Linked DNA regions of Homo sapiens: region 1 is linked to region 2. The links are chromatin loops, found by intact Hi-C in ENCODE. Cell type or tissue: sigmoid colon. All regions are shown on one strand. Each heading gives the region's core, and the rest is flanking DNA. Links, peaks and the distances in the headings are about the cores only. Region 1 overlaps CSTPP1 (centriolar satellite-associated tubulin polyglutamylase complex regulator 1). Region 2 holds the start of LOC124902670 (a long non-coding RNA gene).

Region 1 (15,191 bases), core at 4,355-12,354, 57 kb after region 2:
AGTACACAGCAAAAAAAAATTGTTTTTAATGCTGAAAAATTTGAAAATGGCCTCCTCGAAAAAGGGGGTTTCGTTTACATGCTGTGAGATCACCGCAAACCTACCTCACTGTGTTGAAACGGGACAAATACAATAGAACGCATTGGGTGGTGTGTGTCTGATCCTGGGTTCTTGTCTCCCCTAAATGCTGCCCCCCAAGTTACTGTATTTGTCTGGGCTTTGTAGGACTTCACTAAGTTGATTGCTAGGTGGCCTAGTTTGTGTAAATATAATGTATTGGTCTTCCTCCGTGTTCTTTGGGGGTTTTGTTTACAAAGTTCTTTTTGTATTGAGAGAAAAATAGCCAAAGCATCTTTGACAGAAGTTTCTGCACCAGGCAAAAAGATCTGAAACATTAGTTTGGGGGGCCCGCTTCTTAAAGTGGGGATCTTGAACCATCCTTTCTTTTGTATTCCCCTTCCCCTATTACCTATTAGACCAGATCTTCTGTCCTAAAAACTTGTCTTCTACCCTGCCCTCTTTTCTGTTCACCCCCAAAAGAAAACTTACACACCCACACACATACACATTTAATGCTTGGAGTGTCTCCACAACTCTTAAATGATGTATGCAAAAATCCTGAAGCTAGGAAAACCCTCCATCCCTTGTTCCCAACCTCCTAAGTCAAGACCATTACCATTTCTTTCTTTTTTTGGTGGGGGGGGGGGGGTGGATGGAGTCTCGCTCTGTCGCCCAGGCTGGAGTGCAGTGGCATGATCGGCTCACTGCAGCCTCTGCCTCTTGGGTTCGGGCGATTCTCCTGCCTCAGCCTCCTGAGTAGCTGGGATTTCAGGCACCCGCCGCGCCCAGCTAATTTTTTTATTTTTAGTAGAGACGGGGTTTCACCGTGTTGTCCAGGCTGGTCTGGAACTCCTGACCTCAGGTGATCTGCCCACCTTGGCTTCCCAGGGTACTAGGATTGCAGGCATGAGCCACCACGCTAGGCCGACCATTTCTTCATGTATTCATGCCAAACACTTAAGACACTGCTGTAGCCTGGGCGCAGTGGCTCACACCTGTAGTCCCAGCACTTTGGAAGGCTGAGGCGGGCGAATCACAAGGTCAGGAGTTCAAAACCATCCTGGCCAACACGGTGAAACCCCGTCTCTGCTGAAATACAAAAAAATTAGCCAGGTGTGGTGGCGCATACCTGTGGTCCCGGCTATTCAGGAGGCTGAGGCGGGGGAATCGCTTTAACCTGGAAGGCGGAGGTTGCAGTGAGCTGAGATCGCACCACTGCACTCCAGCCTGGTTACAGAGCAAGACCCTGTCTCGAAAAAAAAAAAACAAAAAAACAACAAAAAAAAAACCACACTACTGTATTTTGGATGGATCAAACCTACTTACTTTTAATTTCTAATCCTAAAGTAAAGAGATGCAATTGGGGGCCTTCCATGTAGAAAGTGGGGTCAGGAGGCCAAGAAAGGGAATATGAATGTATATCCAAGTCACTCAGGAACTTTTATGCAGGTGGTAGAAACTTATGTCAAAGTGGCCACAAGATTGTTTAATAGGAGATGAATGAATGTAACTCCATGTTTACTGCTAGAAACCAAAGCTTTGTGTAAAATCTTGAATTTATGGGGAGGGAGGGTAGGAAAGCCTGTACCTGTCTGTTTTTTTCCTGATCCTTTTCCCTCATTCCTGAACTGCAGGAGACTGAGCCCCTTTGGGCTTTGGTGACCCCATCACTGGGGTGTGTTTATTTGACGGTTGATTTTGCTGTACTGGGTACTTCCTTTCCCATTTTCTCATCATTTTTTAACACATGCTGACTCTTCCCTTCCCTTCTCCTTTCCCTGGGAAAATACAATGAATAAATAAAGACTTACTGGTACTCAAAAAAAAAAAAAAGAAAGAAAATGGCCTCCTCTGAGGAGTGAGACTTCGGGGTGAGAAGGTTATGGTGTAGGGTACTGCTTTTTTTTGTTATAACTCTTATAGACCCATTTGATTTTTAAAATTCTGTAGTTAAGAAACATAAACATCAAAAACTTTAAATCCAGCAATTCTTTGAACTTTCTTCAATGGAAGAAGTGGAATTTTGCGCTCTCTGGATTCTCCCTCTTCTTTTTTATTTTATTTTTTATTTATTTATTTATTTTTTCAAAACAGAGTCTCACTGTGTCGCCCAGGCTGAAGTGCAGTGGTACGATCTCGGCTCACTGCCACCTCTGCCTCCAGGGTTCAAGCGATTCTCCTGCCTCAGCCTCCAGGGTAGCCGGAATTATAGGCACCTGCCACCATACCCAACCAAATTTTGTATTTTTAGTAGAAATGGGGTTTCACCACATTGGCCAGGCTGGTCTCGAACTCCTGACCTCAAGTGATCCACCAGCCTCAGCCTCCCAACGTGCTAGGATTATAGGCATAAGCTACTGCATCCAGCCGAATCCTCCCTCTTCTTATGCATTATTTGTGACATCATGTTTTCCTAAAAGAGTTTTTCAACTGTTTCTTCTAATTATTATTTTGTAATGCTTTTGTATTTTTTCTTTTACCAATTCCCATAGTCAACTTTGCTCCTGTTAGCATTCTTAGTTACTTCTTTTTTTAAAATGATTTATGCAGCCTTACTTCACATGCTTTAATGTAGCTCAGAATACTTGTACTTGGCCCTAGTCGAGCTATCTTTCTTCTTTCCCCCAGTAGCTAATACAAACTTTCTTTGCTCTCCTCAAGCCTTTTACTTCTGCTTCCCTAACTCTAAGAAGATAATCTTGATTCTTACTTCAGACAAAGAAGAGGTCATCAGGTAAAGAACACCAATTTCTAGCTCCATTTCTAAGTTTAACCATGTCCTTCATCACCCTTACTTCCCACCTCTGTTGTTCAAATTTAATTACGCCATGTGAAGCGGTTTTAAGATCACCTTAAGACCTGATTTCTCACTTGGGAATTCTTCCTAATTGAGAAAATTCTTACTTATGAATTGCTTTCAAATATGGCAAAATGTCTGTCAATATTACATGTAATAATGAAAGTTGACATTATATTGTTTTATACATATATAATAAAACATATATCCATACTTTAGGGTTGATAAATTTTTTTTTAGGTCTCAAATATTTTCAAAGATCCCATAACAGTTTGTTGGTTAGGCACCACACAAACAGTGCCTTCTGGATAAATATGGTCCTGACTCCCAACTTCAAAATAGCCTTGCACCTCTGCCTTTGATCCTAAATTTCCTCGTACTTCTAAAAATGTTCCATCAAGTATTCATCATCCTTTCCTTCCCTTGGATCTTCCCTCTCTCCCTGTACAATGGTTCCTTTCCCTTCAGCCTAAAAACATACTCAAGTTTCTCCCATCTAAAAACTAAAAACAATAAACTCTCTCTTCCTCCTCTTGCTATCACCCCCTCTCCTCCTTTCCCTAATTGGTCAAACTTCTTGAAACGAATCTAGCCTATTCTCAACGCCTTCACCCTCCGATTTACTCTTCAATCCAGCAAAATCAGGCATCTTGCCACACTACTCCATGAAAACCTCCCTTAATGCCACTAACAACCTGCCTTGCAGCCCGTATCTTCTTTGACCTCTCTGAGGCATCTGGTATCATTGAACACTTCCTCCATCTTGAAACTCTCCACCCCCACGTCCCCAGTGTCTGTGGCACTGCCTTTTTCTCACTCTCCTCCTAAATCTCTTACAAATCACTCTCCAGTCTAGGAAGATAAATATCTTTCTTTATTGTAAAACTAGCTCTCTGGAAACAAGATTTTGGTTTCTACAATGGGTCTCTAACTCTCAATAGAAAAATAAAATTATTTAGCAGCAAAGTTACCTCCAACGCCCAGCAACAAACCAATTATAAAGAACTAAAAATTCTAAAATTACATGTTCTCACTAAGGTGAACGACTCACTAGAGTATAGAGAGGAACTATTCTGATTATTGGAAATGTTTACAAAGGACAGGAAGTGACACAGAGAAATGACAGGCAACATAAAGTTAAGAAAGAAAATAATAACCATTGTAAAAAGGGAGCAACTGAACTCAGAGACAGGGACCAAGGATAAAATAACTTTGTACTTCAAGAGGTAGAGGACAAAAACCAAATACTGACCAGCACATCTATGCTTCACCTGTGAATAAGGGCAAGCAGCTACCAACAATACAACTTGCCTTGAGTAGGGTAGATGTCTCCACCGCATATACTAGGTATGACAGATTTTTGTTTGTGTACCACCAAAAATACACTGCCATTCTTCTTGCACACGACTGTCCATTAGACTAAAATTCCCTGCCTCGTTGGCAGTTAGCAGGGACCTTATTAAGTTCTCACCTATGAAATGTGAGCACAAGTGATGTTTGCATCTTCGGCTTCACTTGCCTAAAAGGTCCTTGCCCTGGATTCACTGTTTCCCCTTTTACTGGCTGAAAATGGCTACAATTGAGGCAGCTTTGGAAACCATGTGTTTCAGACAGAATGACTGCTCTGCTAGCTGAAATCCAATGATGACTTCCTAAAGCAGACCCTGCCTTTCACATCCTGGATTTGGATTAAGTAAGAAAGAAAGAAAGTGCTTCTTGTATGAGCCATTGCACTGGGAGGGAGGGGGAGTTAAGTGGTGGAGGTTTTTTGTTTTGTTTTGTTTTTATAACACCAGCTCAGCCCTCACCCTAATACCCTGAGAGATTAGGAGCACCAAACCACCTGAAGCGCCAAACAAACCTCAGTAGACCTCAACAGCTTACTGACTCAGTAGGAAACATTAGTCTGGAGAGAAGGGAATGGTAAGTACTGGTGTGGGAGCAGGGAGATGTCTTCTTATTAATTAATAGCTATAAATTAGAATTTAACACTGAGTGGCACCTAAACCACTTAATTTCAAATTAGAAGAATTAGAATCAAATAACAGCTTCACTAACTGCTATCTATATAAATGGAAAATTTACTTAAGTTATTTGAGCCACCATTTCTTCTCATGCATAAAAAAAATAACATCCATCTTCATGGGTAACTGTTATAACACATTTATAGCACAATATAATAAATTAGGTCTAAAATAATGACACTACCTCACCAAGAAAATGTTAAATTATCTTCTATATATTAAAACAATCTGGCAGGGTATGGTGGCTCACGTCTGTAATCTCAGCACTGTGGGAGGCCAAGGCGGGTGGATCACCTGAGCCCAGGAGTTCGAGACCAGCCTGGGCAACATAACAAACAAAGAATTTAAAAATTAGCTAGGCATGGTAGCACACTCCTATAGTCCCAGCTACCTGGGAGGCTGAGGTGGGAGGATCACCTGAGCTCAGGAGGTCGAGGCTACACTGAGCCATGATCATGCCACTGCACTTCAGCCTGGATGACAGAGTGAGACCTTGTCTCAAAAAAAAAAAAAAAAAAAGAGTCTAAGGAATATATCATATATTCTGTAGAATTTTCTACTGAATTTAAGTTCTGACACTTAAATTTTTATTGAACTGAATGGGAAAGAAGGCTCTTAGAAATTACAAAACCTGAAAGAAAGTGGCTAACAATACTACTGGCTTTAGAGTCAGATAAACTTCATTCAAACTTCAGCTCCAGACATACTAGCTCAGTGACCTTGGACAAGTTATATAACTTAAATCCCAGTTTCCTCAAAGAAAAGTGGGATCAGCTGGTGTCTACCTGCTGTGAGGACTGAACGAGACTGCTGTCTCCTTCAGTCCTCCTGCATATGAGAATTACTCTAGATGGCATATGAAGAACACCTATTTGAAAACAGTTTCCAGGCCAGGCCTGGTGGCTCATGGCTGTAATCCCAGCATTTTGGGAGGCTGAGGCGGGTGGCTCATGAGGTCAGGAGTTCAAGACCACCCTGACCAACAGACCAGCCTGGCCAATATGGTGAAACCCTGTCTCTACTAAAAATACAAAAATTAGCCAGGCGTGATAGCAGGCGCCTATAATCCCAGCTACTCGGGAGGCTGAGGCAGGAGAATTGCTTGAACCCGGGAGGTGGAGGTTGCAGTGAGCCGAGATCGGGCCATTGCACTCCAGCCTGGGCAACAAAGTGAGACTCCACCTCAAAAAAAGAAAAAAGGAAAAAAGAAAACAGTTTCTACTTAAGACAGTATTTAGGCAGCTGTACTACTTAAAAGTTGAAATATTATCTCTGTATTAAAAAATATATATATGAGACATGATCCCTGCCTAAGGGATTAGAATTTAAAAGAAAGTCTTTAGGCCGGGCGCGGTGGCTCATGCCTGTAATCCCAGCACTTTGGGAGGCCGAGGCAGGCGGATCACAAGGTCAGGAGATCGAGACCATCCTGGCTAACACGGTGAAACTCCGTCTCTACTAAAAATACAAAAAATTAGCTGGGCGAGGTGGCGGGCGCCTGTAGTCCTAGCTACTCGGGAGGCTGAGGCAGGAGAATGGCGTGAACCTGGGAGGCGGAGCTTGCAGTGAGCCAAGATCACGCCACTGCACTCCAGCCTGGGCGACAGAGCGAGACTCCATCTCAAAAAAAAAAAAAAAGAAAAGAAAAAGTCTTTCCCCTTTTTGTGTCACCTAACAGCAAATGAAATCTGGGAAATGAAGTTACCCAAATACTACTAACTGTAATTGAAAACAAAAGATTAAATTCTGAACAGCCAAAGCTGTTTTTAATCACTTGGCTAAGTTTGAGAACTTTCCAGTTGGAGAGCCTGATGTCTGGTCCTTCAATAATAGTTATTTTCAGGCCGGGCACGGTGGCTCATGCTTGTAATCCCAGCATTTGGGGAGGCCGAGGCGGGAGGATCACTTGAGATCAGGAGTTTGAGACCAGCCTGGCCAACATGGCGAAACCCCCATCTCTACTAAAAATACAAAAATTAGCCAGGCATGGTGGCATGCACCTATAATTCCAGCTACTCGGGAGGCTGAGGCATGAGAATTGATTGCATGAACCCAGGAGGCAGAGGTTGCAGTGAGCTGAGATTGTGCCATTGCACTCCAGCCTGGGTGATGGAGCGAAACTCTGTCTCAAAAAAAAAAAAAAAAGTTATTTTCTCTTACCATCCTAGGAAAGATAAGAAAAAATTTATAATGTGAGACAAATTCAACCACTTCTTTTCCTTCTAAGTTTGTTTCTCATTTAGAAATATGATATCAAAAATAAATATTTATTGGAAGAACAAAGGTCAAAACAGTCCCTATGTTCAGGCATGGTAACAAAGATTAGCAAGACTCCAAAGGCTATTTGTAAATATACCCTTGAAAAGAAAAAAGGCAAGGCTGTTCTCCCTGAAGATTTAGCCTATCTTTTGCCTGTACATTCACTATTCTTTATCGTGCCAACCCTTGAAGAGAAGGCAAAGACTGCATATGTGAGACTTTAGAAGACAATCATGTTTCTAAACAGCAGGTCTGGTAGTTCATAGACTATCAAGAAAGACAATCAATTTTAGGTTTCATTAAATAGTTTACTCTTAAGATACTAGACGTATATTAATTAATTCAGCCTCTCAACCCTCTGTGAGGTAGCTTTTATCAACTCCATTTGTTGGGGAAATTTGATCAAGGAGAATAATAACAGTGTTTTCTATTTACAAAATACCTTCCCTATAAGGAACTCCACAAGTTTATCTTCTCAATCATCTTTCATTCCTGTGAGGTAGGTGGCAATATTACCTTTCCCACTTTTATAGGTGAAATGCTGTGGCTCAAGGAGCTTAATGACTTACTCACATGGTAGCCTGTATTTTATCCACTAACTAGAATGTACTCTTGAGATTAACACTAGACCATGGACTCAAGGCTTAACTGCACATAACTGACGTGTGGAGCTTCTAGTTTTCTCTATAGCCATCTTTCAATGCATCGCATTCCAAAAAGGACTGGAGTCATGCTTGCTGTTTAAGCTCATGTGTTCACTGTTTATGAAGTTTATTGTTATCATTTCTCTAAATTGGACTACTTAAGTTTCGTCTAGGTGCCCAAGGGCTAAATTATTTTTTGTTTACTGTCTGTGCACCAGCATTGTAAATGATGTCATGAGGAGTGTATAAAACTCTTAGACAAAGCAGCAGGGCCAATAAAAGCAGCTCACTTGGGGAAGAGTACATTTCTTCTTTCCTTTTTTTTTATGTAGCCATCACACAAAAAGATGACTCATTAAGTCCAAAAGAGGTGACTATGCCATGTAAGCACTTCTTACGCAGCCTTCCACAAAGAGACCTGAGTGGCAGCATAAGGCATCCTCTTCTGTGCAATTTCCTCCAGGCAGAATGTGCATTTGTGTGGCTATATACACAATTATAATCTCCTCTGAAAGGCAATTCCTTCCATATGACAGGCTGAACAGTGTCCTGAGTGCTAGCCTCATGTTGCCCAAGCAGTTAACATGCTGATATACCAGACACATTTAATCTCTCCTTTCTGAAAAACTAAGATGGGACAGAAGAGGCAAAGTTGGAAAGAACTCCACACAGAGAGAAAGGAGGCCAGCCCAAGCGCCCAAACTCACTTTCTCATGGGCTGAACTTCTTTGTGTGTTGCCTACTTACGTGTCAATTTGCAGGACTTTGGGGCATGAGAACCATGGAGCCGACCGGTTCTGGCAGCCTCTCCATTTGACAAGCAAAGCCGAAGACGTGTGGCCTTTCATATATCTTACATTCAAAAGTGTTATTGTTTCAAGCATGCCTATTTTAAAATACAGAATTTTCCCATTTAGAACAGGTCTTTGTAAGTTGGCCACAGGAGGAGTTCTGCCACATTAATTTAAAGGGAAAAAAAAAAAGTGGCAATGGGCCCTAATGCAGCTCTATCCCCGCCAGATGCCTCTGTTTACTTTGGGCCAATGGGACTGTCCCAGGTGAGAGAAGTCTGAATTTAAAAAACACCTGATCTGAAGTCCTGGGGCACAAGCAGATTTCTGTCTGAGATTACAGAAACTGAAGCTTGTGTTTTATCACAATTACCTGTAATCTCGGGGCTAGATAATAGTATTAACGAGACCTTGAGTTACACAATAGGACAGCTGGAAAAAAGGCTCTTACTTTCTCCAAAGAATAGTGCTTTAAAAGCTAATTGAATGAAGAAAAAGAACAGGCTCTGAAAGTGCTGTCTCAAACAATATTTACTTTTAGTAGGTTCCTGCTAATCAAACAAAACTTAGTCAAAAGCTTTCCATGAAAAAAATACATTTGATGATTTCAGCAGTAATTGCTTTGTTTAAAGAAAGGTGCTTAAGAAAAAACATAGCTAGTGGGATCAGTAATTTGTAAGTTCAGTTGTGTTTGGGAAAATCCCTCCTCTCTTTGATAAATCATTAAAATTCTGCTCAGATAAATGTGTTTTGACTTGAAATTCCAATCATAGAATGAGCTATTTCCTAAGGCCCCTAGGGAAGTAGTGTAAGGGTGATCCCAACACAGAAAGAGGACCCAGAGATTAGTTTACAAGGGTAATTCCAGTCTTAATCAAAGCATATCACTCTGTCCAACTAAAGGACAGGATCTCATTGAGATGCTCCAAAATTGTAGAAAATCTCCTTCCTTTTTAAAATATTGGTTTTACAAAATGGATTAAATTTTAATGTTATGTAACCCAAACACAGAAACTATGGTATCAACCAAGAAATTAACTTTAGGTATAAATCAGAGTTAAAACCGAAAAGATCCAGAGCAGATTTAATCATCCTTTTTCATTCATGGAAGGGGGGAAAAACATAGTTTCTCTCACATGTTAGGAATTCAGTAACTATTTGTTGAACTGGATTCCTTTCTCCCATTTATTTTAAAATTTATTCTGTTACTTAAAGTAGACCATTCATTCAACAACTGAGCACTTCATTTGGGCCAAGCATTGTGCTAGATTTTAGAGAGAAAAGGCCTGCCCTCATGGCTCACATTCTAATAAGAAACAGACAATAACCAAGTATACAAGTAGGTACACAAGATAACTCTGATAAGTGCTATGAAGGACATAAATAGGATGATGAACCAGAAATAGGATAATGGATCATGTCTCTTCTGCTCTACTATTATTTTTATTTATTTACTTATTTTTGAGATGGAGTCTCGCTCTGTCGCCCAGGCTGGAGTGCCGTGGTGCAATCTCGGCTCACTGCAAGCTCCGCCTCCCGGGTTCACACCATTCTCCTGCCTCAGCCTCGCGAGTAGCTGGGACTACAGGCGCCTGCCACCACGCCCGGCTAATTTTTTGTATTTTTAGTAGAGACAGGGTTTCACCGTGTTAGCCAGGATGGTCTCGATCTCCTGACCTCGTGATCCACCCGCCTTGGCCTCCCAAAGTGCTGGGATTACAGGCGTTGAGCCACTGCTCCCGGCCTGCTCTACTATTATTTTTAAAACTTCAATTTATCTACTCGGCCTCCTAGAATTATTCATTTAGCACATATTGCATTTGTGCAAATAAAAGTGATCCCCAACTTCTGAATAGCATTTGGAATAAAGATTTTAACATTACTTGAATATATAAATGATAAACAAAGTCAAAAATTTTAAAGCTATCTTAAAACCCCAGAATAACACTGACATCACTCTGCAATTTACTTTGGAGAAATGGAGGTAGGCAAGGGTTGGGAACAACATGGCTTAGAACTTACTGGCTCTTTTTTCCCCCCAACAAAAAGATATTTATTTATTACATGTATTAAATAGGTTACAGAATCTTTGGAAAAGGAAAAAAATCTAGATCGACCTTCCAGGAACAACTCCCAAAAGGCCCATTCCAGAACTAGGCTACCAAGGGAACTGCTGTCCCTTCCATGACTGAGAAGCTGCTGACCAAACTGAGAAAAGGCCAAGATAGCTGCTGGCTCTAGAACCATATAGGTCACATACTCTTTACTTATTATACTGTCTTTTTATGTTATGGTCATTTATGAATATGTCCCATCTCCCATCTACTGTGTAAGTTTCCTGTGGGGAGGGATGCTTTATATTCATATATTCATGCCTGGCTTTATATAGAGAAGGTATTCAGGGAGGAAGAAAAGGAAGGAGAAGGGTAGGGGGAGGAAAAGGAAAGAAAGAGGTGACTTTGTGAACATGTTCATAATTATTTTATTTATTTATTATTATTATTTTGAGACAGAGTCTTGCTCTGTCGCCCAGGCTGGAGTGCACTGGCGTGATCTCAGTGGACTGCAACCTCTGCCTCCCGGGTTCAAGCGATTCTCATGCCTCAGCCTCCCAAGTAGCTGGGACTCCAGGTGCGCACCACCATGCCCAGCTATTTTTCATATTTTTAGTAGAGACAGGGTTTCACCATGTTGGCCAAGCTGGTCTCGAACTCCTGACCTCAAGTGATCTGCCCGCCTCAGCCTTCCAAAATGCTGGGATTACAGGCATGAGCCACCGCACCTGGCCCATAATCATTTCAAAGTGACCAGTTTTATGTATTATAAACCTAGTTTCCAAAGATTTAGGAAGTCAGTTTAACACCTATTTTATTTCATTTCCTTTCTGCAGCAACCAAACACTTTAAGGCCCTAAGAGAATTTCTGCTAACTTACTGTAAACAGCAATATTTCCTAGAATAGAATTGGGTTTGGAAGGCTCACTAGTTATATTCAAATAAAAATAAGTTTATCAGGATTCATTCAAAATCAAAAAATAGAATGTGTCTGGAAGTCAGACAAGTAACTATCATATGCTGTGGTATCAGCAAATACAAAAAAAATTAAGATTAGTAACACTTATCTTCCACATAGAAGGGGTCCTATGTCAGAACCTTTGCCAAGTCCTAAAGAAGTTGTATTAACCTCATGGCTGGAAGAGACTATATCAGTAACTGTTAGATGTTGTCTTAGCTCAGATACTGTGAGAAACAGACACCAAAACAGGATCAGACATGCGAGAGATGTACTGGGGGAAACGCCCATGATAGAAAATGGGAAGGAAGCCGGAGGAGTCTGGGAGAGCTAAGAGATCAAATGCAGGTGTGACCCTAATTTATTATCCCTCCTTTAGGAGGGACCCTAATTATTATCCCTCCTTTAGGAGGGAGAAGGGAGAATGAGGGACTTAGCAGTGTGCAGTGAGAGTCTTTAAGCCAAAGTCACCCACTAGAGGAGTAAAACATCTCATGGAAGTGGGTCTGTCCTGCCCAGTCATTGACTAGGAGCAGTCTGTGGAAAGTGTGACCTCAGTGTGAACAAGGTGTTAGATTCAGAGCTGGGGTCAGGAGTCAATTACCCTCCCCTCCCCAGTGTAGGAGATCTGAGAGGCACACATTCCTGGTTGCCACCAGATGTTTACGTATTTGCACAAAAATATGGTAATAACACTAGCAGCTAATATTTATTGAGCACCTACACAGGTGCTCTAACAGGATAAATGCTTACATGTATGAGGCAAGCACAATTTTTTTTTTTTTTTTTTTGAGAAGCAGTCTCACTCTGTCACCCAGGCTGGAGTGCAGTGGTGAGATTTCAGCTCACTGCAGCCTCCTCCTCCCGGGTTCAAGCAATTCTCGTGTCTCAACCTCCTGAGTAGCTGGGACTATAGGAACACACCCCCACGCTCTGCTAATTTTTGCATTTTTAGTAGAGATGGGGTTTCACCATTTTGGCCAGGCTGGTCTCGAACTCCTGACCTCAGGTGATCCACCCGCCTCGGCCTCCCAAAATGCTGGGATTATAGGCATGAGCCACCATGCCTGGCCTTTTTTAAATTTTTTGAGAAAGGGTCTCACTTTGTCACCCAGGCTGGAGTGCAGTGGTGTGAAAACAGCTCACTGCAGCCTTGACCTCCTGGGCTCAAGCCATCCTCCCACCTCCGCCTCCTGAGTAACTGGGACTACAGATGCATGCTGTTGCACCCAGCTATTTTTTTTTTATTTTTAGTAGAGACGAAGTCTCACTATGTCCCATTGGTCTCAAACTCCTGGGCTCAAGCAATCCTCCCTCCTTGGCCTCCCACAGTGCTGGGAATATAGGCGTAAGCCACCATGACTGTACTATTACCACCCACATTTTGGAGATGTGGAAACTAAGGCACAGAGAGGTTAAGTGATTTCTTCTAGGTCATACAGCTACCCAAAGTACAAAGATGATTGTCAATAAAATTCTCCCAAATGGTAGAAGTTATCTTCCTCACTGCCTGCCTCTGAGAGATGAGTCCAGTGGCAAGAAGAAATTGGAAATTTTACCATTCCCTGATCCATCCTCATTCCTCGGATGCCTCCTCATGGCAGAAATGTTAAATGAAGACACTGGAATCACTTGACCTTACTCCAGGATCCACGTATAGGTCTACACAATAGTTGGAGCCCCACTTTGGGAGTTGCTCAAAGTATTTATAGCATAGAGTTTAACCATGTGGACTTCAATTAGACTGCTGGGTTAGAATTCTGGATCCACCACTTACAACTTGTTATTTGGTATCTTTGTGTGTAGTTTCCTCATCTGCCGAATGGAGATAACAACTGAAACTATCTTCATATACATCAATATATGTAAAGCATTTAAAATGGTACCTGGTACAGAGTAAGTTCTTAATAAGTCTCGGTTGCTTTTGTTAGCTACTCATGTTTAGGGTACCCTAAGGTCAGATTATTCATATTCCATTTCACATATACGTATGAATTAAGTGTAGGAGAGTATACAATGATAGAAGGTATACAGTGATAGAAGGTAGACAATGATAGAAGGTTGACAATGATGAGTAAAACACAATTCTTGTTCCCAAGAAATTTATTTGCAAGAGCCTCATCCTTAATAAGGAAGCAAGAATTACTGCCCTTTGAACCAATAGGGGTTTTTTGGTTTGTTTTTATCTTTTTAGTGAAGAGGAAAAAACACAAGCTGTGGAATATGACAAACCTGGGTATGAACCCCTGTTTACTATGCATCATTGCCTGTGTGACCTTGTGCAAATCAATTAGCCTTTCTAAGCCTCAGCTTCCTTATTTATAAAATGAGAAGATGATATTAATAACTACTAATTGGGACCAGTAAGAGTACCCACTTCATATGGTAGTTGTGAAAATTAAATGAGATAAACCACAGTGCCAGGCATATAGGAAGAGTTCAAAAACTATAGCTTAAAAAAAAAACTACCCAATTTATTGTGATTCTTCTAAATGTCTAGTCCCCAAAGGAGAAAGGCCATCTTTGATTTCTAGAGTTATCTATTATACTAACCCACTATCAACCGTAGTGAGAATAAGCAGGTTCCATGGAAAAGAAGAGGCAACTTGGAGCGTGAGTGAAAGCATGCACCTCACCAAATTAGGTGGAGTAAAAAATAAACCTCACGCCCTCATGCTTATACTCAGGTCAGCACGTAGGTGGTATGTTTGGCAAACCTGGGACCAGAACAGGCTGCCCTTTGGCTCTAGAGAGCTCGCCACACCCAACCAGATACACAGACACACCTTCAGCCTCTGGCAGAAGCTTCCACTAAGTAGGTTTCATAAGGCTGGAAACCTTTTGCGGGTCCTACAGAGAGGGTCTATACTTATTTCATCTCCTTACCAGACTCTCCTTTCTCTCTTCAGGCCTAGGCATTAACACAATTTTTATCACTACATTCTGATGACTGCAGACATGAACATCACTAAGCTATTCTTTAGTGATGATCTTAAGATCTTAAGCCATGCAAGGCCATGATTACAGGTTCCTAATCTACAAAGTCAGTGGGGAAAGGATCAGTTTACCCAACATGATAAAAGATTGATTTCTTCACTAATAGTCAGAAAGGTAAATACAATCCCTAGCTAGCAGGGAGAAAGGGATATCTCTAGATATTCTTTGGATAGGTATCCCTGTAATTTACACCATAATCCTAAAGAGAGGTCTCCAGATACACTAACCAAGGGGAACTCAACTTTAGCTTTTGGGTTTCACTGAATGCCTAGGGCTTTCCAGTCTGCAGTTTTGTTTTCTCTATAAGTATAGTCTTCTTTAGGCTTACACATACAAGTAACTTTATAATGTATAAAAATAAAAACAAATGGAAAAATCACAGGTATTTAAAAATTTAAATCAGGAAATATTTTATTAATCTATTCTGTAGGGAGTGGTTTTAAACGGTCATTAGATTGAGGGTGAATAGGTTGGCCAGGCGTGGTGGCTCACACCTGTAATCCCAGCACTTTGGGAGGCTAAGGTGGGTGGATCACCTGAGGTCAGGAGTTCGAGACCAGCCTGGCAAACATGGTGAAACTCTGTCTCTACTAAAAATACAAAAATT
Region 2 (15,191 bases), core at 3,844-11,843:
CAAACACTGCATGTTCTCACTTACAAGTGGGAGATGAACAGTGAGAAAACATGGACATGGGGATGGGAACAACATACACTGGGGTCTGTTAGGAGGGGTGCAGGAGGGAGAATATTAGGAAAAATAGCTATTGCATGCTGGGCTTAATACCTAGGTGATGGGTTGAGAGATGCAGCAAATCACCATGGCACACATGTTTATCTATGTAACAAACCTGCATATCCTGTACATGTACCCTGGAACTTAAAACAAAACAAAACAACAACAATAAATAAATAAATATATATATATAACCATTTATATATAACTACATATGGTTATATATGTTATATATAATAACCATTTATATATAACTACATATGGTTATATATGCTATATGATTATATATGTTATTTATATAATAATATATGATTATATGTTATTTATATAATAAAATATATATGTTATTATTTATATAATAACATATTATTATATATAGTTATTATTTATATAATAAAATATATATATAACCATTCTGTCTCGCACCAATACAGCAAGGGCACAGGAGGGTCAAGTATTTTCTAAATAACAAAGGATAAAAGGGCTCTCTCAGAAATTTCTGTTTTAAGTTTAACATTAGACCCAAGGATACCTGACCTCGGTAGTATAAAAAAATGTTCATTTCCCCCTTTTATTCCTATGAGAGATAGAAAGAAAAGAAGACTCAGTTCCTGGCTCCTGTAAAATCAGGGAGATTATGAATCCTGATTTATATAGAAGGCACCTCAGAGAAGACCTAGTGGCATAATTTAAAGAAAGGGCTCCCATCGTGAATCCAGTCGTACCTGCCAGCCAATTCCTATCATTATTATATCCTTGAAATGGAAGTCAATGGTCACAAATTATTTACAAAGCAAATAATAAAGTTCAAGCTTCTCTTTTTCTTTTTTCTCTTCCTTTCCCCTATACAGCTATCTACAAAGCAAATAAAGTTTGCTTTGCTATCCCCTATCCCCTATCTTTTTTCTCTTCCTTTCCCCTATACAGCTACAGGTTGTAATATCCCTTTTTTCTTCCTCTTCTCTCTCCATTATCTTAATCAAGAATATACTTTTTAAAAGACCACCTCTCTTTCTTTAAGCAAGTATCTAAAATAGCAATGGCAATAGAAAGCCTCAGTGAGGCCTTCTCTGACTACACTATTGAAAGTAGATTTCCATCTCCCAGTCATTCAGTATCCCAAAGCCCTCCTTTATTTCCTTTTTTTGGAGACACAGTCTCACTCTGTTGCCCAGGTTGGAGTGCAGTGGGATGATCACAGTTCACTGGGCTGAAGCAATCCTCTTGCCTCAGCCCCCTGAGTAGCTGGGACTATAGGTGTGTGCCACTAAGCCTGGCTAATTTTTTTTTTTTTTTTAAACGAGGTACTGCTAAGTTGCCCAGGTTGGTCTTGAACTCCTGGCCTCAATCAATCCTCCCGCTTCAGCCTCCCAAGTCGCTGAGATTATAGGCACGAGCCATCATGTCCGGCTCCTGATTTTCTTAATAGAATTTATCACTATCTGAAGCTACCTTACTAATTTATTTGTTTATTTATTTATTACATGTCTAGGGTGCAGTAGGCCTTCAATAAACATTTGTTAAATGTATGTTAATTAATCCACATACTACTGCATATTCACACCAACTTTTATTACTGAAAAACTACCTAAATCCATGTTGTGATATGAAAAGTTTAGACATCTAGAAGAGCATCACAGAAAAGAAAATGGGTCAGAAAACCTGCCAATTAGGGCATTAATAATGGAGAGGAAATAAGCTGATTACACAATGAAGTTAGATTCTTAAAAAGCCATAAAAGACAAGCCAGTCGTAGTTCTTGGAAAAAGTGAAGTGTGATAAGGATGGATACATGGCCTACCTCTAAGTGATTTTTGCATCTGAGAGACTCTATACTTCGTTTCTTCTTCATATCACTCTCAAGAAGCTTAATAGAAATATATCTTTGAAATTGTGCCCACACCCCAAAACTTGGAGCCTTCTATGGCTGTGTTAAATCACATGGGTACTGAAGGGAGAAGAATCTCTATTTTCATCTACCTTGCCTAATTCCTTTTCAAAACTCAACAAGAGCAAATAAGAAGTCAATAGTTGTAAAGTTCTATCTATTAATCTGGATACCCAAATTCTTGTCTTCTCGTCATTCATCTTTCAATCTGTAAGTGTCAGAGACTTCTAGGAAATTTCTACCATCTGGCATATTTCTCAGATACAGAAGAAAATGTAATAAAAATGTATTTTAAATGGATAATTCACAGTTTTTTTTGATAAAAAGTTTGACAGACTGACACAAATGTATATTTTTGGAAAAACCGTGGGTGATAAATGTTTCAAATTCCTCAAATAGACTTCAATTCCACTTCTCTCACCACTTAAAAATTAGTTTTAATATGTTCAGCTTTCCTTTATCTCAAATATTTCAATAATATATTAGGAAGTGTTTGGGGGGAATTTCATCAGCACTCAAGCAACTACTGAACAGGCAGAATCACATCTTGGGAAACTTATTAGATGTCCTTCCAAGAAAACTTCTGATACTTAGTAATACATCTTCTCTATTGGCAATTTCCAAGATTTTCCTGGGGAATCACACTGAAGCTTGAGAGAAGAAAAAAAAATTTACCAGGGACAGTGTTAACATCAAACAAAATCTAAATATTACCTGTAAATAAGAATAACAGTCCAATCATACCTCTTTTTCCCTACAAAGTAAAAGTCACTACCAAATAACATTTATGAGAATTCAGTTTCATCTGGTAACTAATACATTCCTAAATGACTCAAGAATGTACCAAAAAAATTAATAACAGTAATAGGGTTCTTGGTTGCAAGCAACAGAAACCAAGTCTCACTATCTTAAGCAAAAAAGGGCTCTGCTGGAAGGGTATTATTAGTGGCTCACAAAATCCACAGGTGGCTGAACCATCAGACTTGAAAAACAGACAGGAATCAAAGGAGCTTTGGAGGCTGAGCATCAGGAAACTAGGCAAAGGTCTCACCACAACAGTCTGATCCATAAGCAGCTACTGCAACTGACACATCTTTCCACTCCAGTCTCTTTGCTTAAGATAGCCAGAGACAGATTCCGTTGCTTCGGCCAAGAACATTTACTGCTACGGAATTTGTATAAAGTGAGACTCTTTGAAGAAAAGCTGGTCCCACTCTTTTGAGGAATTTCATTTCTCAACATGATCTCCATTCCCATCCACTTTCCTCTTTTTGCCAAGGCACACTAAACTTGGGATCTACTTTTTATTTCCACTCCTTTCCCAAGTAGTCTTCGCTTCCCGGAGTTCCATTCTCTCTTCTCTGTCTGATAATTATCTACACATTCTTTAAAACTAAATTAATGTCACTATTCTGTGAATTCTTTCCTGACCGTATAAATAATCACTTTTCCTGTCAAAGTTTACTCACTAGTCCAGAACTTCTAATGCTCTATTTTAATTGTATTTGTGTCACTATCTAATTTTTACATGACAGTGAATTTCTTGAGGACCATATCTGACACACAGTGATTGGCATATGATAACTATTTAATAAATAGTTACTGAATTTTAAAAATTGAAAGAAGACCAAACAATGAGTTTCTCAGCATTTATGAGGTACTGTCTTTGCCTTTCTTCCTCTTCCTTTTTTTTTTCTTTTTGAGACAGAGTCTTACTCTGTCACTCTGTTGCCCATGCTAGAGTGCAGTAGTGCGATCTTGGGTCACTGCAACCTCCCTGCAACCTCTGCCTCCCAGGTTCAAGCAATTCTTCTGCCTCAGCCTCCCAAGTGGCTGGGATTACAGGCGCCTGCCACCACACCCAGTTAATTTTTCTATTTTTAGTAGAAATGGGGTTTCACCATGTTGGCCGGACTGGTCTCGAGCTCCTGACCCCAGCTGATGCTCCCGCCTTGGCCTCCCAAAGTGCTGGGATTACAGGCATGAGCCACCACACTCAGCCATTTTACCTTTCTACTTATTTCAATATAATTGAGCCTTCCACAAACTGGCCCTATCCTCATTATATATTTTCTGTTTGTTGCTTTTTACCTTGTACTAGTCCTCCATGAGTCAAATTAGATTCCTTTATGATCCCTTGCAGTGTATGATATTTTCTACTTCAACTAATTATTAATATGTTCCATCAGAATGCAAGTTTTAAAAGAGTTCTTCCTCCAATAAAAGTAGAGTAGGTAATTCAGACTAACTCTTCTGGCTGAGAAAAAAATGGATAAATTATTAAAGACAATTGTCTGAAGTCATCAGAGAGCCACCAAGGCAAATGAAGAATGACAAGGCCAAGTTATGAGAGAATAAAACCGAGAAAGGTGAGCTGAGCATTTAGTGCCACTTTTCCCAATGTGTAGGGTTTCTAAACAGAAGGGTCCATGGATTAAATTCAAGAGATCCACACACTTGGATAGGGAAATTTTTTTTTTTTTTTTTAGATGGAGTCTTGCTCTGTTGCCCAGGCTGGAGTGCAGTGGTGTGATCTTGGCTCACTGCAAGTTCCACCTCCTGGGTTCCTGGCATTCTCCTGCCTCAGCCTCCTGAGAAGCTGGGACTACAGGAGCCTGCCACTACGCCCAGCTAATTTTTTTGTATTTTTAGTAGAGACGGGGTTTCACCGTGTTAGCCAGGATGGTCTCGATCTCCTGACCTTGTGATCTGCTTGCTCAGCCTCCCAAAGTGCTGGGAGGCATGAGCCAGGGAAATTTTTATGTTTATTTTTACTAACCTCTAACTGGAATTTGGCATTTCCTTCTATTATGAATATAAGCATAGCAGAATTAACAGTACCTGTGACTCTTTCAATAATAGAAATCTCAGATATTGGCTAGGCACAGTGGTTCACACCTGTAATCCCAGCACTTTAGGAGGCTGAGGCAGGAGGATGACTTGAGGACTGGAGTTTGAGAGTAGCCTGGGCAATATAGCAAGACCAAATCTTTACAAAAAACTTTAAAATAAAAAAAAAGAAACCTCAGATATTTTCATATAACATTACTGTCATACCAGATATCTCACAATATCATTTATACTTATCACCACTTCAGAAATAAGGTATTATTATATCACTGGTAGCTCTAGGGGCCTCTGCCAGTTCTGGAAGATTCAACTGATACACTAAGCAGTTAATAATTTTGAATTAATGTTAAGTTCCTGAGTTTTCAAATGACTGTTAGGGCTTGCAGATAAAAAATCAGAGTTGGCTGGGCGCGGTGGCTCACACCTGTAATCCCAGCACTTTGAGAGGCCAAGGCGGGCAGATCACCAGGTCAGGAGTTCGAGACCAGCCTGGCCAGCACGGTGAAACCCCGTCTCTACTAAAAACAAAAAATTAGCCTGGCATGGTGGCGCAGGCCTGTAATCCCAGCTACTTGGGAGGCTGAGGCAGGAGAATCACTTGAACCCGGGAGGCAGAGGTTGCAGTGAGCCAAGATCATTCCACTGCACTCCAGCCTGGGCGACAGAGTGAGACTCAGTCTCAAAAAGAAAAGAAAAAAAAAATAGAGTTCAGGACCCACCCACGTTGGGGGCTGGGACTCTGGTAAACCCTAAAGCTCTTTTGGCACTCCTCAGAGCTATACTGAAAATCAGCCCTCCCTGAGATGTAAATCTATATTCAAATCCTTTCAAACCCTCATGGGATTGAGGTAATCCAGGATTGCTAGTGCCCAGGCCATCTGCCAAAAGCAAATATAAATCCCCTCCGAAGAAAGATAACATCATTCTGGGCCTCACATTATCTGTATAGTTTTTCAATTTACATAACTCATACACAATTTACATAACTCAACTAGAGAAAAAAAAAAGTATAACACAAGATAAGATAATGGAGTAAAAAAAAAATGGATAGGACAGAAAACAGAAACAGACCCACAGGGTATCCAGACAATAAATTATGGACTTTGTAATAACCATGCTTTATTTACTATGTTCAAGCAAATGAAAGACAAGATTTAGCAAGGAAACAAACAAAAACTGAATAAAAATACTTGAACTAAAAAAATACAATAATTAGAATTAAGAACTCAGTAGATGGGTTTAATAGTAAATTACACAGAAATGAAGAGAGAATTAATGACCTGGAAAATAGATCAGAAGAAAATATCCAGAATAAAGCATAAACTACAAAATGATGGGCTGGGCATGGTGGCTCATGACTGTAATTCCAGCACTTTGGGAGGCCGAGGCAGGCAGATCATTTGAGGTCAGGAGTTTGAGACCAGCCTGCCCAACATGGTGAAACCCCATCTCTACTAAAAACACAAATTAGCCAGCCACGGTGGTGGGCGCCTGTAATCCCAGCTACTCAGGAGGCTGAGGCAGAAGAATCACTTGAACCAGGAAGGCAGAGTGGGTTGAACCTGGGAGGCAAACCTGGGTTGCAGTGAGCCAAGATAGTGCTACTGCACTCCAGCCTGGGTGACAGAGTGAGACTCTGTCTCAAAAAAAAAAAAAAAAAAAAAACCACACAAAATGATAGAAAATGCAAAAAAGAGCATAAGAGACAGAGAATACTATGAAAAGGTCTAATGTTTGTGTAATTAGAATCCCAATAGGAGTAAAGAGAGGGTAGAGGCCAGTCGTGTTGGCTCATGTCTGTAATCCCAGCACTTTGGGAGGGCGAGGCAGGAGGATCACTTGAGCCCAGGAGTTTGAGACCAGTCTGGGCAAGATGGCAAGACCCTATCTCTAAAAAAAAAAAAAAAAAAATTAGCTGAGTGTGGTGGCGTGCAACTGTGGTCCCAGCCACTTGGGAGGCTGAGTGAGGCAAGAGGATTGCCTGAGCCCAGGAGGTAGAGGCTGCAGTGAGCCATGACTGCACCACTGCACTCCAACCTGGGTGACAGACAGAGATCCTGCCTCAAAAAAAAAAAAGAGACAGAGACAGAGAGAGAGTAGAACAGAAGTAAATTTGAAGAGCTAATTATTGAGAGTTTTCCAGGACTGATAAATGATATCAAGCTATAGGTTCAAGAAGCACTAAGAACACCGAATAGTTTAAATATAAAGAAAAGCAAAACTAGACACATTACACTAAAACTATCAAAAACCAAAGACCAAGTAGAAATATCCAAAAACCATCCAGAGATTTAAAAAAAGATTATTTTCAAAGAAGCAAGAATAAAACTGAGAGCAACTTCTCAACAAAGTCAGTAGAAACCAAAAGATAATGGAATGGTAAAACAGCTGCCAACCTAGAATTTATCTCAGGAAAAAAACTGCCCTTCAAAAATGAGGTGAAAATGTAAATAAGACGTATAGATTAGTTAATAGTTTTGAATTAATGTTAAGTTCTTGATTTTGGCAGTTATATTATGGATACAGGAAATGTTAACATTAGTAGAAGCTGTATGAAATGGATGTGGGAACTCCATATATAGATTTTTTTAAACTTTATGTAAGTCCAAAATTATTCACACACATTCTAAAAAGGTAAAATGAAAACAATTTCAGAATGGAAGCTCCATAAGAGTTGAAATTTCTGGTCTGTTTTTTTCACTGCTATATCCCTAGTATCTAGAACGCTAAGACGTAGGCACTCAATAAATATATATTGAATGAATGAGTGAACAACAGTAGTAGCAGTAGCTACTAATTAATTCAACACTTATTGTATCTTAAGTGAAATGCCAAGCACTTTACTTTCATTAACTCATTTAATCATTCCAACAATTATGTAACATGGAATTTTATATTTTATATATGAGTCTCCCTATTTTATAGATGAGGTAAGCAATCTGCCCAAGATCTCATACCAGAAAGTGGCAGGCCCTCTAACATAGACCTATCTGATTCCAAAGTCCATGTTCTTAACCACTATGTTATGGTGCTTTCATGTTGCAAAATATGTCTCCTTTCTGTTTTGTTTATCCAAACTCTACCTTCCTTTCCAAAATTAAGACAAACTCCTCTATAAGACTCAACTAATTTTACTTAACTAATAGCCATTATTTTTCCTTACTCTCAATTCTCAGTGTACTGGGCCATATAACTTAATGCCATTATATAAGGTCTTGTATTGCTCTGTAATTGTTCGTTATTCAATGAGTTTTACCTCTTTAACCAGATTACATCTTACAGGGAAGTGACCATATCTTATATTCCTATTAATATAGAGCACATTTGAAGCTCTATAACAATACTTAATATTTTTGTAAAGGGATGAAGAAAAACATTTCCATGCAAGAAACAGTGTTTTTGAATGCTTTAGTGATCAGGCTTACATGGTCTAAGATTCTAAACATAAAATTTGACTCAGAAAAACAAAAAAACCACTATCTTAAAAAGTTTTTACATCAATTTTCTGTAGTATCTCTTTTTCCTTATGACATTTTAGGGGATGTTCAGGGTAATTTGGACATAGCAGTACAAGTTCTCCTGGTTAAACCTTCTTGAGAGGGTATATAGATTGCATAGAAGGTAAAGTATGAGAGTGTGCAGATGAACAATTATCCCCACACATGTAAGCTGCAGTTTGTCTGGTGTAAATATACTCTCCCTGCCTGGAACTGCCTGTGTAATGTTCTCTCTTTGGGCTCTGTGGTTTCTCAATACATTCCAACTGTTCAGAGGCTGGAGCTTGGCTCTGCAAGCATAGATAAACAGCTTCCTGGAGCAGGCTGCCAGCATGAGGAGCAATGACCTCAGCAGAGAAAGTCTGCTTTTCATTACCCTGAGCCCATCACTGTACTGCTAGAGCTAAGAGTGGGAACAACACAAGTTGGATAGAGTTGACTGACTCAAGTCTCCCACTACACCTTGAGTTTTAAAATTCTGTATCTAGAGGAAAGGGGGTAAAGACAGGAAGTGAGAAAATGGCATATGCAAAGAAAACAAAGATAGAAAAGCTTTCTTAGGCTATTCTGTGAATGAACTAAATGATGAGTGAAGTGGTTAAGAGTCATGCAGGCAATCATTGAATGTTTTAGTCTCCAAAAACGTACACAAAATACAGGGCAAGAAAGAAGTGTTATAGAAAGTAAGAGAGGCCAGGTACAGTGGCGCACACCTGTAATTCTAGCATTTTGGGAGGCTGAGGCAGGAGCATAACATGAGCCCAGGAGTTCAAGACCAGTTTGAGCAATAAAATGAGACCCGTCTCTATAAAAAAGAAAAAAAAAAGTTAGCTGGGTATGGTGGCACGCACCTGTGGTCATGGCTACATGGGAAGCTGAGGCAGGAGGATTGCTTGAGCCCAGGTTAAGGCTGCAATGAGCCATGTTTGTGCTACAACTCCAGCCTGGGTGACAGAGTGAGACACTATCTCAAAAAAAAAAAACAAAAACAAAAAAACAAAAACAAAAACAAACCAGTAACAACAACAACAACAAAAAACAAAAGAGAGACTAAAAAGTCCTCAAGATCTTCAACTCTGATGCCATTTAAAGAGAGAGAAAAGGAAGACTATCCAGATCCACAGAGATACAAAAATCCCAGAAAAGTGGAGCTTAAGGAGAACAACACACAATGAAGATGAATTATATATAGCCAGACATCTTGCATGTGTAATTTCATGTGATTTGCATAACAACCCTAGAAGATAGGTATTATCATCCCTAGCAATAATCTAGACCTAGAAAATTACAATACAATGACATCAACAAAGACATTTGTTGTTGATATTATTTAATGACAAAGGGATGATTTCAAGTCTGCTTCTACGGCCACCCAGGAAACAATGCTTTTCCCAAACATCTCTCATTGTAGTATTATCTATTGTTGCAGCCCCAGAACTCAGCAATACTAGAACTGTGACCTAGAAGAAATGTACACATTTGTGCCACTTTCTGATAAGACAGTTTCTGCAGTGCTGGTAGCATTGCATCTGATAGTTGAAGAAGGGAATCACAATTATGTCCTCAGACAAGAAATTGGTTAGATATGACCCCTCCTGAAGGATCCTGAGAGACAATTTGTTTTTTGGAGAAGTCACTGACTATAATGATGCACCTGCAAGGGGGCCGGGAGCTGAGAGACAGACAAACATCTTAGCAAATTCTAAAAGCAGAGTGAAGCTTCATTTGACTTTCATTTCACTTTTCTCAGGGAAGAAGAACCTTTGTGTTACTGCCAAAATCCTAACTGTCCTTCCTTCCTCTCTGTCCCCTCCACCCCCACGCCAGCTCATTAAAGATCTTCTGGTTAAAGGTGCCAAATTGTGTCATTCTTTCCTACTCCAGTGCCAAGCCTGTGCCAATGGCACCACAGATTGATCTGCTAGAGTTCTGAGCAAATTATGGAAGAAATTAAAAGCACTGAAAATTTTAAATTGTTCTGTTGCTGGTGAAGTAAAGCTTTTTAAACTTCTTATTCTTCTTGTAGAGACAGGGGTCTCATTGTGTTGCCCAGGATGGCCTCAAACTCCTGGCCTCAAGTGATTTTCCCACCTTGGCTTCCCAAAGTGCTGGGATTATAGGTGTGAGCCTATAATCTGGCCTAGTTTCTTAACTTTTGATGACTGACTTTACATTGCTAATGGCATAACACTTGTTAATTAAGACTCGTGTGAGTGTACTTGATTGCCAGACAAGTATTCAGGGAATTATCAGAGTGGTGGTGTGAAGGAATATCAGGGCTTGGACCAAATAAAGATCCTTCATATTATTTATAGATTGAAATAAATCAAGTTATTTATCTAAGGGGAGATATTTTAATGTAAAAAATCAGACCTAAATTTTATACTAGCTAGCTGCAAAAGCAGCTCCCATGAAAACAGAAATAGTATCATTGGGGCTTGAGAACACTTCAGCCAAGGATGGTGTTTCTTCATTTCCTCTTATTGAATGGTTTTATAACAGATAAGTTTCTCTTAACTTGTAGAAGGCAGGGGGTGGGGTGGGGGGAACAAGGTCTTTCCTGACAGGGAGAATCTGGGCCCAATTATTACTTCTGTAACCTTTGACTCTGACTTCTAAACGAGTCAAGGGACCAGTGGGCTGTGAAATAGCTTCCTCCATTACCAGGTCAAGTGCTGCTGGATAGTTTCCTGTAACCATAATACAAAGGGACTGAAGAAGTGAGATGGATTCTACAAAAACAGGCAACTTCTTGCATCCTCAATGACCCTGGATTTTTAAGTTTCAAAACAGATTTTGACTCTTAACTCACCACCATGGCTCCCTGTAGTCTTTTTGCTATAGCATACCTCTAGTAATACAGAAAAGAGCCAGAAAGAATCCTCTATAGATTTGGTTCTATGATGGTCTAACAGAGGTGCCTGGCCTAGTAACAGTGGGGATAGGGTTGCTTTAACTGAAGGCAAATCTCTTCCTGACAATTATCTGAGTCTGTGGGAAACCAGATGCTGACAATGAGAAACGGGTAATTTTCTGTTACAATGTTTAACAGCTAAGAACTGAACTATGGAAAAAAGTCAGGGGAGGGGGTGGGTAAAGGGGGAAGCATTACCCCTTTTGAAGAAGTCTATAATAGGATTAGTCACCATTACTTTACCACACCACATTTTGGCTCAATTTAACGTAAATAAGTAGAGAAAACATGAGCAGAAATGGCCCAAAGAAGTCTCAAGTCCATCTCTCATTCAGAGCTACAAGCTGGAAATCAGCGAAGTCTTGGTTTGTTCTGATGTGCTTCTTGTTGCCTCACACCTGCTCCTCTGTTACCATGGACACAAGAAGAACCCCAAACAACATTATTTAAACTCTAGATGGTGAATGATCCTTAAAAAATCTGTCACCTTTAGAATGAATGTTTATGCCCTGATTGTTATAGATTATGTAGGAAAGAAGTGGGTCATCTTTTCATAGGGCTTAAAGCACCTGTCTGAAAAAAAAAATAACAAGAAATGATACATATTTTATAATCATGGATTGTTTTCATTAGAGTTACGTTTTAAGTTATTTAGGAATATGCACTATTACCTATGTAACAAACCTGCACGTTCTACACATGTATCCCAGAACTTAAAGTAAAAGAAAAGAAAAAAGAAAAAAAAAACGGGTATGCACTATTGGAATCTCTTTTTTTCTCCAAGGATGAATTAATGAAGTTCATATTTTATGGATTTATTTGAATCAAAATTAATTCTGATGATTAACATGTATCAAAATGAAATTATTAATGCTCCTTTTCTAAAAACTGACAAAGATTTCCATCTCCATATTTATACTATGTAGTGTAGAACACAAATACTTTTGATGATGAATTATTTTATTTACTTTCACTGGTTAAATAGGAGCAGAGCATGAGGGAGGCCAGTTACCCATGAGGGGGTCCTAAGAACACTGCCTAGTAAGGGTACTCCATTCTCAGTAGCAACAAATAAAATCAATCAAATGATCATTTTTGGACACAGGAAGCTTACTTAGATAATCAAGGTGGACAAAGAAAAGGTGCATCACCCTCTGAGCTAAGTTATTGGCTCTCTGATGGGATGAGCTCTCAATCGTCATCTCTTCCAAGAGGACTTCCCTGTCCATACTATATATTACCTTACTCTGGCTGTTTTCTTGTTATTTGTCTTGTTACAGTTACCAGCTATGTAACCATGAGAATGTTACTTTTATAGCCTGAATTTCCTTATGAGTAAAATGAGGATAATACTAATACCCTGTTTATATAGAACTGTGAAGATTAAATAAAATAATGGATATTATATGCTTAGAACAGTGCCTAGCACACAGTGCTTATTAACTATTAGCTATTCTCATCCCCATCAGTTTGCTTGTTTATTGATTATTACCCTCATTAAAACACTAGGTTCATAAAGATAGGTACCTTATTTGTCTTGCTCACTGCTCTATTCCCATTGCATAGTACACACAGGCACAGAGTAGGTGCCCAAAAGTAATTTGTGAATGAATAATTCACAAATGAATGCTGCATATTCTCACGTATCCTTAAAATAAACCAAAGGTAGTCTGTGTACTTCTTTCCCTTGCAACCAAAACAGTCATCATAAAAACTTCACCAAAAAACTAAAATCATCCTTTAAAAAACGAAAACAAGACACTTGATCATAAAAGCGAGCTCTCCTGGGCCCACCAACCAAGACCACAGAATATTATTCTTTTCTATATTAGTATGTGGAAGTCAAGCTCCCTGATGCCATAGTGTTGGAACTATCAATTTAGCCTGTGAAGAATGGTTCCCAATTCTGATACAAATTCTCAGATTTCATCCTGTTTTTCTCTCATCATTATTTTCCAATGTCTCAAAAAGCCACATTTCTCATTTTATCTTTACCACAAGAATCTGGTCACACTCTGCTGTGGTTTCTAAGTTAGAGCTACTCTCGCCCATTTTCTTGGATGTATTTCTTCAGAGGTCCTGACCCAGTGCTGACATTTGGCCTATTCTTAGAGTAGCACCTCTAAATATTAATTTCTTTTACCTTCCACTGGTTGAAGGACAACATTCAGAGGTAGAGGTTACATACAACATAAAAGAAAATCCTCTGGGATTTAGTATCCGTCTTTCAAGAGTGTCCAGAGGAATATGATCTACAGAGCTCATGGTCTTGCAGACATACACAAAGTACTGTTCAGCCACTTGTGTTTTACAGTTTATCCAGATTTGCTGGAACAGTCATGGACTTGTTTGAAAACACCAACAACCAAGGAGTGACAGACAGCATAGGTGAGAGGGCAAGCAGACCCAGAGAAGAAAATCAGAAGAGAAGCCTTCCAAATACAATTTCAAGGAGTACTTTTATCACTGTTTAAAGGTAAATCACCCACGGCTAAATATATGAAAGTCTCAAGATGTGAACTCGAAACTGTAAGATGGAAGGATACCGTTAACATATTTTTGAAAATCATGCTTCCTGCTCTTTATAGTCAGCTCTAGTTGCATCCCCCAAAAGGCCATATTAAACATTTAAATGGCAGTAAACTGAGGTCACCAGCTAAGGCTGTGTGATAAGCTTGCAAAGTATAGTTCATAAGGGAGAATTCAAAAATAGTAGAAATTATAGCTAGAAGAAACCTCCAAATATGATCTGGTTAGCCCTCTAGCAACATTAAGCAGTAAAGTGGCTTGGAGGCAGTAGAGAACAGTGGACTCTATAATACTGCAGATGAGGCTTGATTCCTGAGTCTGTCACTTAACAGCTTGTGAACTTGAAGAAGCTATTTTAATCTTTCTGAGCATCCACTTCCTCCTCTATAAAACAGAGATAACAATAATAATAGTACCCATCTCAAAGAATTGTAGTAGCTGAGACATGGTATTAGTTTAGTAAAAACTGCATATTATAATATATAATTATTATATTATTATTATTATCATGTAAGGCTTTATTAAACCCACTTCATAGATGAGGCAACTGAAGCCCATATTTCAGAAATTTGCCCAGGGTTATAGAGTGAGGACTTAGAAGAATAAGCAGCTCTTTTTCCTTCTAGGGTAGTGCTCTTTCCACTTCACTATGTTTCTCTTATTAATCAATACAAAACTGAAGCCTGAGGCCAGGCGCGGTGGCTCACACCTGTAATCCCAGCACTTTGGAAGGCCGAGGCAGGCGGATCACAAGGTCAGGAAATCGAGACCATCCTGGCTAACACGGTGAAGCCCCCTCTCTACTAAAAATACAAAAAACAAAAATTAGCCGGGCATGTGGCGGGCACCTGTAGTCCCAGATACTCGGGAGGCTGAGGCGGGAGAATGTCGTGAACCTGAGAGGCGGAGCTTGCGGTGAGCCGAGATCGCGCCACTGCACCCCAGCCTGGGCGACAGAGCAAGACTCCATCTCAAAAAACAAAAAAAAACAAAACAAAAAAACTGAAGCCTGAAAGTGAAGGATTTTCACTAACTAAATCAAATTCACAAAGTAAACTCAGGAGCTTCCATCATCCAGGTCTCCTTGTCTACCAAATTATACTTACACTATTTCCCATTCTGTCATACATCCACACCTTTCAGGTCTTCAAAAAAAAAGAAAACCCAAAAGTTTCTGGAGCTGGTTTACTTTTCACTTCTTAGAATAATTTACCTCAAGCCAATCTGGTGTCATAGACTTATGGAAGTGTCAGGTATGTGTCACTCGTATATTATGTAAATTTCAGCTTTCTGGGGACAAGAAACAGCCTGCTTGGCAAGTACATTTCTATCAGCACTGTAGAAAATCTTACGATTTTTTTTCAACAGTGTGTTGGTAGATAAAAGCTGCCTACAGTCAGCCTTACTGTTGGTT

The links. Hi-C counts contacts between places; a loop is a spot of excess contacts. Peaks named below come from ENCODE experiments on the same cell type or tissue, not always from the same donor. Only the 100,000 strongest peaks of a DNase experiment are listed, where the experiment ranks them.
Region 1: it touches region 2 in a loop (1.9-fold over the local background); 7 of 110 quality-filtered maps call a loop at or near these places.

What each region holds. Positions count from the first base shown.
Region 1 is chr11:46,941,505-46,956,695 of GRCh38, reverse strand. The region is part of intron 1 of CSTPP1 (centriolar satellite-associated tubulin polyglutamylase complex regulator 1); the gene reads right to left. Among named protein-coding and RNA genes, the nearest start is that of CSTPP1, 12 kb to the right of the region's middle. In sigmoid colon, for the core only: no CTCF peak of the experiment used is centred there; no DNase peak of the experiment used is centred there; H3K27ac peaks cover 709 bases.
Region 2 is chr11:46,998,313-47,013,503 of GRCh38, reverse strand. The region is part of intron 2 of CSTPP1 (centriolar satellite-associated tubulin polyglutamylase complex regulator 1); the gene reads right to left. LOC124902670 (a long non-coding RNA gene) reads right to left here and starts at 14,528. Exons shown (of 2, transcript XR_007062665.1): 1 at 4,079-14,528; 2 at 2,405-2,637. RefSeq lists an enhancer at 4,904-5,404 and a silencer at 8,625-8,704. In sigmoid colon, for the core only: no CTCF peak of the experiment used is centred there; a DNase peak (open chromatin) is centred at 8,643; H3K27ac peaks cover 166 bases.